Regions from separate parts of the Homo sapiens genome. Here region 2 is linked to region 1. Evidence: chromatin contacts called from ENCODE Hi-C or POLR2A ChIA-PET data. All regions are on one chromosome and are shown on one strand. The core of a region is the stretch at or near the end of the contact, and the rest is flanking DNA. Distances in the headings are between cores, read along the strand shown. Region 1 overlaps CDH1 (cadherin 1). Region 2 has its middle 16 kb from the start of HAS3.

Region 1 (5,121 bases), core at 1-2,500:
CAATCTTCAAAATTCACTGCAGGGCAGAAATCACAGAGATTAGGAAATTGGACAGATTAAAGACAAGAGCATTCCTTCTCCAAAGAGCGAACTTGTGGGAAGACTCCCACAAAACCAAACACAACCAAAACAAACCATAATCTGGTGACAGAACAACAAAGCTATCACCATAATGTTCTTCACAACTACAGGATGACTTCCTTGTGCTCTGATTTCTTTCTCATCTTCTTGTCAATTGAAAATATTATCTTGTCTAGAAAGTAACTTCTCGACTGGGCACAGTGTCTCATGCCTGTAACCCCAGCATTTTGGGAGGCCAAGGTGGGCAGATCACTTGAGGTCAGGAGCTTGAGACCAGCCTGGCCAACATGATGAAACCCTGTCTCTACTAAAAATACAAAAAAAAATTAGCCAGGTTTAGTGGCAGGCGCCTGTAATTGCAGCCACTTGGGAGGCTGAGGCAGGAGAATCTCTTGAACCTGTAAGGTGGAGGTTGCAGTGAGCTGAGATTGCGCCACTGCACTCCAGCCTGGGCAACAGAGCGAGACTCCATCTCAAAAAATAAATAAATAAAAGTAACTAAAACTTTAAAAAGTATTAATACTCTAAAACTGGAGAAGCTGTGGTTGAAGCATCTACACTATACATTAGAATCTCAAAGGACTCATTCAAATAGGTAACCATCAAGCTATATGCCAGACACTGTGTTGGACTGTGAGGACAAAATCGTGACGAAGATACTTAAGGTTTCTGCTCTCATTGAGTTTACACTACTGAGGAAGAGATGGACAAAGACAGAAACTTAAAATTTCAGGCAGTGGTAATAGGTAAAAAGAAATTAAAATAAAAGAGGGTGATATAAGAGTGGCAGAGGAGAAGGGAGTTTGCTGAAGATGTAACATCTATTGCATGGTGAGGGCAGGCCTTTCTGAGGTAGGCCCATCTGAGCTGGGACCTGAAGGAGCCAGCCTTGCAGAAGCCTGGCTCAAAGAAGCTTCCAGGCAGAGGGGAGCAGTCGATAAGACCATTCATTCTAGGAAACTCTCAGCTTGGCCTGTTTTCCTCCCTTTCAAATAATTGTCCGATGGAATTTCTATTTCATCCAAGTTCTCTTTTATAAAAATTCCTGCCGTCCTATCTTACAAGGCTAGACAGGAGGATCAGGTTTCTGCCAGAAAGCCCTTGAAGCCATCCCTGACGCCTAGGCAGCAGTTTTCATTTCTTCCATCAGGGGCCACCCTTGCAAACATTTCTGAAGCCAATAGCCCTGCCCTTGCCAGAGAAAAATAAGACCACGTTTGGGGGTGAGAGGGGAAGTAACAGATTTTCTCCATTTTGAAGATGAAACTGAGGCTCACAGAGGTTAAGAAATTTACCTGACATCCTGTAACTATTAAATGGCAGAGCTGAGACAGCCCTTTAACATGGGTTAGTCTCATGGTTGGCTCTTCCTCTCTCTGGAGAGACCCTATTAAGGCCTTGGTTTTTTTTTTTTTAAATAATATTTTCATAGAGATGGGATCTTGTTATGTTGCCCAGGCTGGTCTTGAACTCCTGGACTCAACCAGTCTTCCTGCCTCGGCCTTCCAAAGTGCTAGGATGACAGGCATAAGCCAGTGTGCCCAGCCAACCTTGGTTTTTTTTTTTTTTTTAATTATTATTACTATTAATTTTTTTTGAGACAGTCTCGCTCTGTTGCCGAGGCTGGAGTGCAGTGGCACGATCTCGGCTCACTGAAACCTCCGCCTCCTGGGTTCAAGCAATTCTGCCTCAGCCTCCCGAGTAGCTGGGATTACAGGCATGTGCCATCACACCTGAATAATTTATGTAATTTTAGTAGAGACAGGGTTTCACCATGTTGTCCAGGCTGGTCTCAAACTCCTGACCTCAGGTGATCCATCCACCTCGCCTCCCAAAGTGCTGGGATTACATGAATGAGCCACCACACCCGGCCCCAACCTTGGTTATTTTTAAAAGGAAGATTATATTAGTTTATAGATAGATTATACCTATAATCTATCTATTCAAAGCCCTACCCTTTGAGAAGTGACAGTATGAGAGGGAGCCCCAACCTGAATTCCAGGTGCTCATAAGACTCATTATCTCCTCATGCAACCTGATCCCCTGGGCTGATTATAGGAAATTATAGGAAAGATTGAAAGGTTCTCCAGCTCCAGTCTTGATCTCTAAGACTGAGATCAGAGGCTACCCCATGCAATAGCTAGGAGTCTGCTACCTGGCAAATAAACTGAGCAACGAAACCAGGAAGAGCTCGTTCATACGAAGGGAGCTGTGTCATTCAAAGAGTCGCCCACCTGACCCTCCCTCCCAGTTTGTTTAAAAAATAAAAATAAAAAATCACCACCATGCCCCAACCCCTACCTTCTCAGCCCTTAGACTGGGTCTACAACTCACTTCCGCAACTTGAAGGAAAGGATGGGGTGAGCAGGGGGAGCCGTAATAAATGATGGGAAGACAGAGACAAGGAAAAAGGGCTGGACCCAGGGTCTGCGACTGGATTATAAAACCAGATTCTGCCATGTTCTTGCTGGGTGGCCTTAGCAAATTGCTAAACCTCTATGGGCCTTGGCCTTCTCTACTATAACATAAAGGTTATCACCACTGTTTGAGTCTACCTCTTTAGGGTTTTGTGAAGACCAAGACAGTGAATGGGATGACATTTTCTAAGTTAAAAAGCAATGAAAGTAGAAGAGATGACTATTATTCCTGTGTATTTGGGTAGACAAGTGTTTGTTAACTGAACAGCTGAGCCATAAGATGATGAAAGAATCAAGAAGAAATGCCAAGTCCTTAAAGGATGGGCAGATACCATCCTTTTAAGTCTAAAATAGGAATTTCTTTTCAAACTAGCAAAACCAGATGCTCTTCAAAGAGTCCTCCCCCACCCCCAGCAGAAGTAATGGGGCAACTAGGTCATCTTTAGGGGCTTGTCATGTAAACAGGGAATGAAGGCTGCACTGAATTCCTTTCTCCAGCCTTCCCAAATTTAGACAGTGAAAGTTGAGACAAGCATGATTGGACTTGCCAAGGGTGGCGGCCTGAAAAAATGAAAATGGTTTTGCAAATAACTTGATCCAAGGCACTTAACCTGCTTTGGGGCACCTCATCTTAATGGTGGTTAAGCCCTACCCTTTGAGAAGTGACAGTATGACGAGGAGCCCCAACCTGAATTCCAGGTGCTCATAAGACTCATTATCTCCCCATGCAACCTGATCCCCTGGGCTGATTATAGGAAATTGTAGGAAAGATTGAAAGGTTCTTCAGCTCCAGAAAGGCTCTGGGAAGCTCACTGTCACGCTGGCAAGGGCTGGGTTGTCTCTGAGCCCAGCAAGTGGGAGGAAAGAAGAATGGCAAAATGTTGAAACTGGAGGATCAGAATACGGGGACTGGGTATATTTCAACATGCCCATAAAAAAAGCTAACAAAAATAAAGCTAACAAGGGTCTAAGTGTTCTTTAACCCAGTATGCCCACCTTTCATAAACTTATTTGGTGACTTGGTGTAAAAACCAAATCCCAACAAAAGAAGCTAAGACCCCACTCCCCACTACTGGCCATCTCCATGTGGGAAAGTCTTTTTTTTTTTTGAGACAGAGTGTCACTCTGTCACCCAGGCTGGAGTGCAATGGTGCAATCTGGGCTCACTGCAACCTCTGCCTCCCAGATTCAAGCAATTCTCCTGCTTCAGCCTCCCGAGTAGCGGGGATTACAGGTGCACACCACCACGCCCAGCTAATTTTTGTATTTTTAGTAGAGACAAGGTTTCACCATGTTGGCCAGGCTGGTCTCGAACTCCTGACCTCAAGTGATCTGCCCGCCTCTGCCTCCCAAACTGCTGGGATTATAGGTGTGAGCCACTGTGCCCAGCTGGGAAAGTCTTTTCATTACAATATCATCACCATCATCAAAAACTGCAGCCTCAACTAAGCTTCAATTAGCTTTTATGAACTATTTTATTCAGATTTTATTTAATTTTATTTGTGTGCTTTTTGAGACAGGTCTCTGTCACCTAGGGTGGAATGCAGTGGTGCAAACACTGCTCACTGCAGCCTTGGCTTTCGGGGCTCAAGCAATCCTCCTGCTTCAGCCTCCTGAGTAGCTGGGGCTACAGGTACATGCCACCATGCCTGGCTAATTTTATTTATTGTAGAGATGGGGTCTGACTACGTTGCCCAGGCTGCTCACAAACTCCTGGGCTCAAGCCATCTTCCCGCTTTGGCCTCCCAAAGTGCTGGGATTACAGAAGTGAATGACTGAGCCCAGCCTCATTTTAATTTTTTGAGAAAGGGTTTTACTCTGTCACCCAGGCTAAAGTGCAGTGGCACAAACGCTAGCTCACCGCAGCCTCAGCTTCCTGGGCTCAAACCATCCTCCCACCTCATCCTCCAGAGTAGCTGAGACTACAGGTGTACTCCACCGCAGCAAATTTTTAATTATTGTTTGTAGGGACAGGGTCTCGCTATGATGCCAAGCCTGGTCATGAACTTCTGACCTCAGGTGATCCACCTGCCTCAGCCTCCCAAAGTTCTGGGATTACAGGCATGAGCCATCATGCTTGGCCTATTTTATTAGTATTTTAAACATGTGTAGAATATTAATGTGCCATGCTCTATTTTAAGCATGTGCTGCCACACCCAGCTAATTTTTGTATTTTTTGTATTTCAGCAAAAAATGTAATTTTATGTTTACAGGACTAGATGGGGTTTTGCCACGTTGCCCAGGCTGGTCTTGAACTCCTGGCCTCAAGCGATCCACCAACCTCAGCCTCCCAAAGTGCTGGGATTACAGATACAAGTATTGTGCCTGGCCAGGAGGCAGTTTGAAAACAACAACAACATATTTTCCTTATATATCCTTGTATTACTTGGCCTGTTACAATTAGAATGAATTCTTTTTTTTTTCATGACAAAAACTAGTAAGAATGACTTTTAAAAAGTGTTTTTAATACTCTGTCATCCCTGCATGCTGCTATTAAACCTACGGTGCCCCACTTTCTAGCCTACTGGGCAAAAGTAGCTTTCAAGAGAGGACCCCAAGAGAGATGACTGATGTTCAAATACAAATGAAACCCAAGTTCATGAAAAGCTTTTGGTCCTGGGGC
Region 2 (4,965 bases), core at 1,056-3,555, 290 kb before region 1:
TTCTAGGGCCATTCCAAACCCCATGAGAAGGCATACCCTATACACCAAGGGCAGAGTCTCAGAGATGAGAAACCTCTTTTAAATAGACCTGCAGGGGCTCAAGATTTCTCTCCCGGATGACTATGTATAAGCCACGAACTAGTAATTATAAGCCACTAATTAGTATTTGCACCTGGGACACGGCTGCTGGTGGGTGTAACTTGCAAAGCATATTAGCGTGTCCCTGTTGTTGGTTTTGGTACACAGAAAACTCCAGCCCTGAAGGCTTCCTAGTCCTGAATTATTTAGAGAATGGTATCAACACTGCTTTGAGACTGAACTTGCATTTCATGGGTGTTAAAGCAAAGTCAGCTGAGGGTGGGGGAATGTAGATTGGTACAAACTTTTGGGGGGACATTTGGTACTAACATTTGAAATGGTTATACGCTTTTGATCTGGCACTCCAACCTTTTAAGACCTATTGCATAGAAACGTTTCGGTATGCAAAGTTATGTCTGAGAATCATTGAAAAACCATTGGAAATTAGAAACAAGTCAATGGAACCATCAATAAACAAATGATTAAGCTGCAGTTTACCCAAACAATGGAAGCCATGCCATCATCACAAAGGAAGAGATCTGTGAGTACTGATATGAGTGTCTCCAAGGTATATGACTCAGAAAAAATGATGCGGGGCACTATTTGGGGTAATAAAATATGGTAATAAATAAAGATCTAGAGGGATTTTGCACCAGTTGTCAGTGGTAATCTTGGGCAGGAGTTGAGGTGAGATCGTGGGAATTTTTCTTTCTTTGGAAATACGGTATCTCTTGGGCAGCAGCAATGCACAGTGTAAAAAGCACAGCCTTTGGAGAAAGACTACCTGGGTCCAAATACTGGTTTGGCTACTCCTTACTGGTCATGTAATCTGGGCAAGTAATTTGCCTCTTGTGTGCCTCAGTTTTCCCATCTGTAGTCATAGTAAGACCTATCTCAGAGTGTGAGGGTCAAGGGAATTAATATGTATCGTGCTGGGCACAGTGGTTCACACCTGTAATCCCAGCACTTTGGGAGGCCGAGGCAGGTGGATCTTTTGAGCCCAGGAGTTTGAGACCAGACTGGGCAACATGGCGAAACCCTGTCTCTACTTTTTAAAAAATACGAAAATTAGCCAGGCGTGGTAGCACGCCCCTGTAGTCCCAGCTACTCGGGAGGCTGAGGCAGGAGAATTGCTTGAACCCGGGAGGTAGAGGTTGCTGTGAACCGAGATTGCACCACTGCACTCCAGCCTGGACAACAGAGCAAGACTCCGTCTAAAAAAAAAAATTAGCTCAGTGTGGTGGTGCACGTCTGTAGTTTCAGCTACTCAGGAGGCTGAGGTGGGAGGATCACCTGAGCCTGAGAAATAGAGATTTCAGTGAGCTGTGATTGTGCCACTGCACTCCAGCCTGGGTGACAGAGAGAGACTGTCTCCAAAAAAAAAGTGCCAAGTGCACATATTACAAACTACAGATACATTAAACTTGTTCTAAGTCACATCACGTATCATCTGAAAATGTACACAAATACGCACAGCAGCCAGGCATTGTACCTGCGGGCTGTACCACTCCTCAGACTGGAGGGCAGAGGGCCAGCACGGGGGAGGTGGTAGGCAGCGCCGACCATGTGTCAGTGGAGCACAAACGCCTTCTTGGTGGGCCCCACGTGTTGGGATTCATGTGTATATGTGAGTACCTGAGTTTGCATCTCAAACTCTACTCTGCTTGAAAGGCTTGTACTTCTGTACTCACTTTGTGGGAAGAAGCTCCATTGTATTCAACAGATGTTCAAAACATTTCATGGAGGGTCTTCCGATGTAGTAAACAGGCTCCTGGCTGCGACCCAGCAGACTTGGAGCCAAATCCCACCAAGGGAGGATGTCAAGAGCCTGCCTCCCTGTTCTTCAAGATTGTTGTGAGAATCAGACAAGCTTATGGATGGAAAATGACTTTCCAAAATAAAGGAAATGCAAACACTGATCTTGCAACACTGTGTTACAAAGAACCGCAGAGGGCACTCTGGAGGAGGGGCACAAAAACTGAGGCCTGGTAGCGTGGAGCTACGGACTCCCTATGAAGAACTGGGGAGGACAACAGGGGATGACCTCCCTAATGATGTTTCAGCTTTCCAGGGCCGAAGGTGGGGTCTGCATTCCCCTCTCACCTTGCCAGCCTGTGCAGAGGGCGCTGAGCACAGCCCTGAGCTCTGCCTGCAGGAAAGAGGCAGCACCGGGTATTGTAAGGAGCAACACAGGTTCCCAACCCCCAAGCGGTGATTCAGTTCCAACAGAGTGGAGCATGGCAGGCAGAGGTGCCGCGCACTGCAGTGTGGCTGCTGCATGTGACTGCAGCATGTCTGTAGCTGCAGAGCTTGCTGAGGACACAGCCAGGCCCTCTGAGGTCAAAGCTGCTGCTGGGGGAAGGGGCGTATTGGGGAAGAAGACCCCTCATAGTCAGGGAAATGTGGCACCTCTCACAGCTCCGGTTTCTGACTCTCTCCCTTTGCCACAGAAATTCTGGCCGAGATTTTAGATTTCTGTGCAAAGACTGCAGAAGCTTATCTGGTTTTGCACAGGTCAGATGACTCATCTCTCGACTTATCAATTGATCCACTTTCACATGTTGTAGCCAGCCCTCCAATGCGGCAAACAGTTGGGTGAGAGGCACAGTCAGGTGGCAGGCAGCACTTCATTCAGTCACCCTCGCAGACAAAGAGACAAAACAGGTGGATGGACCCAGGGTAGATCAACACGCTTGCTCTCCTTTTTGAGCCAAAGAGGAGAAACTGCTGCTACCAGAGAAGAGGAGCTGAAACAACAGAGCCACCGAGGCCAAGTTGGGGGGTGGCATGAAAAGGGCTGGGGATCACTGCTTCCTTTTTATGGAGGGGAAAAAACTGGCTGGGTATGGTTATATGCATTTCTTTTATTTTTTCCATTTTGGGGACAGGGTCTCACTCTGCTGCCCAGGCTGGAGTGCAGAGGTGCAGTCACAGCTCACTGCTGCCTCAAACTCCTGGACACAAGCGATCCTCTTACTTCAGCACCCCTTCCTCCTGAGACCTGCTCTTACCTCTGGGCCTTGGCACTTGCTGTTCCCATTACCTGGAACACTCTTTCCCCATTATTTTAGTGCTCATTAATTCACCTGATCGTTATTCAAATAGCAACTTCTCAGCGAGGCTACCTCTGAACAACAAATCTCAACTTACTGTTCCCACGCTCCTCCCTCCTGACTTTATTTTCTCCATAGCATCTCTCACCACTTTACTTTTTTTTCTTGTCTTTTCTTTTTTTTTTTTTTTTTGAGATGGAGTCTTGCTCTTCATCCAGGCTGGAGGGCAGTAGCACAGTCTCACTCACTGCAACCTCTGCCTCCTGGGTTTAAGTGATTCTCCCGCCTCAGCCTCCTGAGCAGCTGGGATTACAGGCGCGCCCAACCACACCTGCCTAATTTTTGTATTTTTAGTAGAGACAGGGTTTCGCCATGTTGGCCAGGCTGGTCTCAAACTCCTGACCTCAGGTGATCCGCCTGCCTCAGCCTCCCAAATTGCTGGGATTACAGGTGTGAGCCACTGTGCCCGGCCCCACTTGACATTGTTTATCTTATTTGTTATCTGTCTCCCTCCACTGCCTCATAAACTCTCCCCGAGGGTAAGAGTTCTGTTTTGTTCACTGTTGTGTTCTCAGGGCCCAGTGCAGCATCTGGTACGTAATAGGTGCTCGATAAATCGTTGTCGTTGCTTGTGGTTTGCTTTCCTACACCCCAGTCCCTGGCACACTGGCTCTTACATGTGGATGAGCAGGCAGAGCCATAGGAAAGCAAAGAAGTGGAGGAGAGGGGTGAACAAACGAAGCAAGGGCCGGGTGCAGTAGCTCATGCCTGTAATCCCAGCACTTTGGGAGGCCGAGGCGGGCAGAACACCTGAGGTCAGGAGTTGGAGACCAGCCTGGCTAACATGGCGAAACCCTGTCTCTACTAAAAATACAAAAAAATAGTTGGGCGTGGTGGCAGATGCCTGTAATCCCAGCTACTTGGGAGGCTAAGGCAGGAGAATTGCTTGAACCTGGGAGGCGGATGCTGCAGTGAGCCAAGATCGCACCATTGCACTCCAGCCAGGGCAACAGAGCAAAACTCTGTCTCAAAAAAAAAAAAAAAAAAAAAAAAGCCGGGTGCGGTGGCTCATGCCTGTCATCCCAGCACTTTGGGAGGCCAAGGCAGGTGGATCATGAGGTCAGGAGTTCAAGACCAGCCTGGCCAAGAAGGTGAAACCCTGTCTCTACTAAAAATACAAAAAGAAAAAAAAAAGCAACAACAAAGCAAGGGACGTGGAAGAGGAGATTGGGAAATATGGGAAATTATGAGTGTGGAGAGATGATAAGGAGCAAAGCAAAAGTTAAGAGATTTCTGATTAAATAACAGAGAACTTGGAGAAGGGCAAGTTTGTGCCAAGGAGGAAGAAAAACAAAGCAGAGAGGGGAAACTCTCCAGAATGTTCAGGAAGTCTAACCTGAAAAAGCAGTTGAAGCTTGGGCAGAAGCCTGGGGTTTGGCTGTAGCCACAAGTGGGGCCTCTGCATGTCTCCTGTGGCTGAGCCATCCCCTGTAGAGCAAGGGGGTGGTGGATGGCGGGCCTGGGAAGAGGAGGAAGAGCCTAGAAGGGGAAAAAGGAGAGGAGGCAGCACGGGACCAAGCACAAGGCTGAGTGAGTGCCACAGAGGAATCTAGGAGAAAGGCTGCTGGGTGGTGGAGGACGCCGAAGGTGAGGGGCCAGCAGAGCCTCAGCAAGCCAGGTGGAGGCGGCAGCAGAAGGGGCGGTGGGAGGTGGGAAGGTGGTCTCTGAGGGAGAAGAGCAGGGTGGGGATGGGAGGCAAGACACACCTCACAGGGTCCATGTAGGGAAGTGTCACTTTTGTTCCCGTGTATTTCGTTTAAGTTTTTGTGCTTTT

What was found. Hi-C counts contacts between places; a loop is a spot of excess contacts on that map. ChIA-PET counts read pairs that join two places held with the same protein, here RNA polymerase II (POLR2A). Pooled maps may share reads with other maps.
Region 2: a loop to region 1 is called in a pooled map, with 2.2 times the contacts of the local background. The contact joins two enhancer-like sites. A Hi-C loop is called at or near these places in 1 of 50 pooled maps. POLR2A ChIA-PET finds 5 or more read pairs at or near these places in 3 of 52 experiments (BJ, H1 and activated CD4-positive, alpha-beta T cell).

The regions. Positions count from the first base shown.
Region 1 is chr16:68,796,565-68,801,685 of GRCh38, reverse strand. CDH1 (cadherin 1) reads right to left here. Exons shown (of 16, transcript NM_004360.5): 3 at 1-16. Among named protein-coding and RNA genes, the nearest start is that of TANGO6, 44 kb to the left of the region's middle. Within about 2 kb of position 1,250, at least 6 of the 41 ENCODE cell types and tissues checked have a DNase peak (open chromatin) inside an H3K27ac peak, as active enhancers do.
Region 2 is chr16:69,086,916-69,091,880 of GRCh38, reverse strand. It overlaps a transcript of HAS3 not described here. Among named protein-coding and RNA genes, the nearest start is that of HAS3, 16 kb to the left of the region's middle. RefSeq lists enhancers at 1,930-2,807, 2,680-2,909. Within about 2 kb of position 2,305, at least 9 of the 41 ENCODE cell types and tissues checked have a DNase peak (open chromatin) inside an H3K27ac peak, as active enhancers do.